Linked DNA regions of Homo sapiens: region 2 is linked to region 1. Evidence: chromatin loops called from intact Hi-C (ENCODE). Cell type or tissue: heart right ventricle. All regions are shown on one strand. Region 1 overlaps LOC105372436 (a long non-coding RNA gene). Region 2 has its middle 4.9 kb from the start of MIR4751.

The links. Peaks named below come from ENCODE experiments on the same cell type or tissue, not always from the same donor. Only the 100,000 strongest peaks of a DNase experiment are listed, where the experiment ranks them.
Region 2: it touches region 1 in a loop (4-fold over the local background); 10 of 110 quality-filtered maps call a loop at or near these places.

The regions. Positions count from the first base shown.
Region 1 is chr19:50,135,581-50,138,080 of GRCh38, forward strand. It overlaps LOC105372436 (a long non-coding RNA gene), which reads right to left. Exons shown (of 3, transcript XR_936021.4): 3 at 1,417-2,008. Among named protein-coding and RNA genes, the nearest start is that of SNAR-B2, 2.4 kb to the right of the region's middle. In heart right ventricle, no CTCF peak of the experiment used is centred here; DNase peaks (open chromatin) are centred at 552 and 1,150; H3K27me3 peaks cover 1,346 bases.
Region 2 is chr19:49,936,726-49,939,225 of GRCh38, forward strand. No RefSeq gene overlaps it. Among named protein-coding and RNA genes, the nearest start is that of MIR4751, 4.9 kb to the left of the region's middle. In heart right ventricle, a CTCF peak has its summit at 1,101 (motif pointing right); a DNase peak (open chromatin) is centred at 1,116; H3K4me3 peaks cover 441 bases.

The sequences.
Region 1 (2,500 bases):
TTGGTGCCGGCTTTTCTTTACACATCTGGTAGAATTCGACTGTGAATCCGTCTAGTCTAAGGTTTTTTGTGCTGGTTGGTAGGTCTTGTATGACTAACTCAATTTTGGAACTCATCGTTGGTTTGTTCAGGGTTTCCATTTCTTCCTGGTTCAATCTTGAGAGGTTTTATGTTTCCAGGAATTTATCTATTTCTTCTAGTTTTCTAGTTTGTGTGCATAGAGGCATGTGGAATAGTCTCAGGGTTTCTTGTATGTCTGTGGGTCAGTGGTAATGTCACCTCTGTCATTTCTGATTGTGTTTATTTGGATCTTGTCTTTTTTCCTTTATTAATCTAGCTAGTGGTCTTTCCATGTTATTTGTGCTTTCGAAAATATCAACTTTGTATGAATTAACAGCATTTGCCGTGACCTGGATGAGACCGGAGACTATTATTCTAAGTGAAGTAACTCAGGAATGGAAAGCCAAACATCGTATGTTCTCACTGATATGTGGGAGCTAAGCTATGAGGACGCAAAGGCGTAACAATGATACAATGGACTTTGGGGACGTAGGGGGACGAGTTGGCGGGGGCGAGGGATAACAGACAACAAATAGGGTGTAGTGTATACTGCTCAGGTGATGGGTGCACCAAAATCACAAATCACCACTAAAGAGCTTATGTTACCAAATACCACCTGTACCCCATAATTTATGGAAGAAATAATAAATAAATAATTTTTTTAAAAAATCAACTTTGGGTTTCATTGATCTTTTCTATGATTTTTTACATCTCAATTTCATTCAGCTCAGCTCTGATTTTGGTGTTTTTTTTTCTTCTGCTAGCTTTGGGGTTGATTTGCTCTTGTTTTTCTAATTCCTCTAGGTGTGATGTTAGGCTGTTCATTTGAGATCTTTCTAGCTTCTTGATGTAGCCACTTAGCACTATAAACTTCCTTTGAGCACTGTTCTAGCTGTGTCCCAGAGATTCTGGGATGTTGTATGTTTGTTTTCATTAGTTTCAAATAATTTTTTTATTTCTGCCTTAATTTCAGTCTTTACCCAAAAGTCATTTGGAAGCAGGTTGTTTAATTTCCATGTTGACTCTAGGCCGGGCATGGTGGCTCATGCCTGTAATCCCAGCCACTTGGGAGGCTGAGGCAGGAGAATCGCTTGACTCCAGGAGGCAGAGGTGTCAGTGAGCCAAGATCACGCCACTGCACTCCAGCCCGGGCAACAGAGTGAGGCTGCGAGCCCGGGCGGCAGAGTGAGGCTGCGTCTCAAAAAAAAAAAAAAAAAAAAAAAATTGCCCCTTCTTAAGTTTGCATTTAGATCTCTTCTCCTTTGATCACTTTTAATTTATCTTCACTTCTGATATGACATTTTATTTTTTATTCATTTTCTGCCTGTTTATTATTGTTCCTCTTTTAACTTAAAAAAAAAAACATGTCTGTACTTTATGAATTTCTGTTTCAAGGTGTTTTTCCCATCTCCAAATGCTTACTTGAAAATATTTCCTTTCCTCTTGGTTCATTTCTTCTGGTGTGTGTGTGCGCACGCCCGCGTGCATGTGTGTACTCGGGTCTCATTTTCTGCTTTCTTCCTGCAGTACCTCGTTTATGGGAGATCCACTTCGCTTTTGTTATTTTTTTAGTAGAGAGGGGGTTTCACTGGTTTAGCCAGAACAGTCTCGATCTCCTGACCTCGTGATCCGCCCACCTCGGGCTCCCAAAGTGCTGGGATTCCAGGAGTGAGCCACCGCGCCCGGCCGTCCACTTTGCTTCTTGCAGAGGCTGATGGTTTGAGTAATTTCCGAGATTCATAGCTCGAGCGCGCCCTGTTCTGTCTATGCAGTGAAGGGCAGCTTTTTGCATCCACGGCTTTTTGTTGGCAAGGAGGAATGTGCAGTGGCCAGATTTGTTTCTTCCCCTTTTGTTGCTGTTGTTGTTGTTGTATTTTATTTTGTAGCATCCTAAAGTGTCCCCTCCTTCTATTTCTTATCCTTATCCAGGTAGGGTTTAGAAAAGCTAACTTCAGGGGCAGGGGAGAGAGAGAAAGAGAGGAAGAGAAAATGAGAATGAATGACAATACATGAACCCATGGGTCAACCTTTATTTCAAGGCAGCCCAAAAGGACGGCTCTCCCTTCTCTTTCACTCTCTTCTCTGCGTGTGAAGCTGATGCAGCACAGGCGAGCCCCAAAATTGAGGCTTAGCCCGGGGGGGTTCTTGGCTTCTCCTAGAAACTAATTCAAGAAGCCGGGCGCAGTGGCTCACGCCTGTAATCCCAGCACTTTGGGAGGCTGAGGCGGATGGATCACTTGAGGTAAGGAGTTCGAGACCAGCCTGGCCAACATGGTGAAACCCCATCTCTACTAAATATACAAAAATTACCCGGGCATGGGGACGGGTGCCTGTAATCCCAGCTATTCAGGAGGCTGAGGCAGGGGAACCGCTTGAACCCGGGAGGCGGAGGTTGCAGTGAGCAGAGATCGTGTCACTGCACTCCAGCCTGGGTGATAGAG
Region 2 (2,500 bases), 200 kb before region 1:
AGGATCCCTTGAGTTCTGGAATTCCAGAGCAGCCTGGGCAACATAGCAAGACCCCATCTCTACAAAAAAATTACAAATTAGCCGTGCATGATGGCACGACAGTGAGCTGAGATTGCACCACTGCACTGCAGCCTGGCGACAGAGTGAGATTCTGTCTCAAAAAAAAAAAAAAAGGAAAAAAACCTGCCCAATTCTTGTCTCACTTGCAAATCTTTTGCTTCTCCCTATTGCAATGTCCTCACCTTTATAGCAATAGTCCCTTTCCCACCTTAAAAAAATCCTTTCAAATAAAGTTTCTTTCCTCAAGGCTGCAGTGAGCCATGATTGCGTCTGGGTGACATAGCCAGACTGAGTCTCTAAATAAAGTCTCCTCACCAAGTATGATTTTTTTAATTGAGGTGAAATTCATATAATAGAAAACCATTTTACAGGGAACATTTCATAGAACAGTGGCATTTAGTACATTCGCGGTTCTGTGCAACTACTGCCTCTCTTTCCTAATCACTTCTATCACTCCAAAAGAAAACCTCATCCCCGTTAAGCAGTTACTTCCCACTTCTGCCTTCTGATGTGTTTTGTATTTGTATTCATTGAATGCTTGCAATTCCATGAAGTGGGGAAATGAGTATAAGTCTGTTTTTTTTTTTTTCAGACAGAGTCTTACTCTGTGGCCCAGGCTGGAGTGTAGTGGCGCGATCTTGGCTCACTGCAACCTCTGTCTCCCGAGTTCAAGCGATTCTCCGGCCTCAGCCTCCTGAGTAGCTGGGACCACAGGTGCACACCACCAAGTCCAGATAATTTTTGTATTTTTAGTAGAGACGGGGTTTCACCATGTTGGCCAGGCTGGTCTCGACTCCTGACCTCACGTGATCCGCCCACCTCAGCCTTCCAAACTGCTGGGACTATAGGTGTGACCCACCGCGCCGGGCGCGAAATGATTTCTTACTGTGAGTCATGGTCAGAAAAGTTTGAAAGCCACTGGTAGGCTCCCCCCAGCTTGACATACTGATTTTCAGACAATAGCCGGTTTGCAGACCCCACGCTTCCAAAACCAATCATTTCTGGCCTCTGGGCGGAGTTTGTCTTAGCAGGAGTCTGCCGCCAGGTGGCGCGCGTACCCCGCCGGGAGTGGGTTTTGCTCCATCCCAGACTCAGACCGTCCAAGCCGGTGATTTCCTTCTGGTCGGTTTACGGGGACTAGAAGCCCTGACTTCGAATACAGTTCACAAAGCAGACCCCTGCAGGGGGTTTTAGGCGGCTAAGAAGGGAATTGGCTCTCCTAAGACTCTCTTTCTCCAGAGAGCTCATTAAATGCCTCCCGCGCCAGAAGGGGTCCCCGCCCCCGGAGCTCGCATCCCAGTGGGGAGGACACACACAAACCCCATTCGCGATCCCGTCAGTGCAGGGAGGCTCCGGCCTGGGGCCGAAGAGCCGAGTCTCTCTGGTGCCTGACAGCACGGGATAGAGCCCCGCCCGGCCACCTGCTGGCTGTGTGACCTTGGGAATAGTGCTTGGCCTCGCTGTGCCTTGGTTCCCTCCACTATAAAATGGCAGTGATAACAGCAGCCACTTCATAGGGTTCCGGGCATTGCGTAAGTTAATACATGCAAAGCGCTCAGAAGGGATGGTGCATGTTTGTCGAACCCGTTGTTAAAAATTCCCATTTTAGGCTGGGCGCAGTCACTCACACCTGTAATCCCAGCACTTCGGGAGGCCGAGGCGGGCGGATCACCTAAGGTCAGGAGTTCGAGACCAGCCTGGCCAACATGGTGAAACCCCGTCTCTACTAAAAATACAAAAATTAGCCAGGCGTGGTGGCATGCGCCTGTAATCCCAGCTATTCAGGAGGCTGAGGCAGGAGAATCGCTTGAACCCGGGAGGCGGAGGTTGCAGTGAGATGAGATCACACCACTGCACTCCAGCCTGGGTGACAGAGTGAGACCCTGTCTCAAAAAAAATTTCTTATTTTACAGAAGAGAAAACCAAGGACAAGAACAGGGTAGTGAATCACCAAGCCCACATTTTTTTTTTTTTTTTCTGCAGGAAGATCTCCAAGTTGAGTCCAGTGGTCTGACTCCCAGCCCAGATGGCCTTCCCTCGGCCTTGTGCTTGCTTGCTTGGGGTGGAAGTGGAGCCAGCTCCCTTGGGATAGCTGCTCAAGCCCCGAGTGAAATCCTCCCGCAGAGGACATTGGCCCCCTGTTGGCATCAGTGCTGGGACTCGAATGAAACTCTGTTTCTGCCTGGGTCAGGAGAATAGCTAGATTAAATAAATAAGTCACTGTAATGTCACAGGGTGAACCCCCAAATTGGGATTCAGCCTGGGAGGCCACATGAGTTGTTGGCTTCGTGCAGAAAAGAATTCAAGAGTGAGCCAGCAGAGTAAAGTGAAAGCAAGTGAAGGAGGCCGGGCGCGGTGGCTCACGCCTGTAATCCCAGCACTTTGGGAGGCCAAGGTGGGAGGATCACTTGAGTCCAGGATTTCGAGACCATCTTGGGCA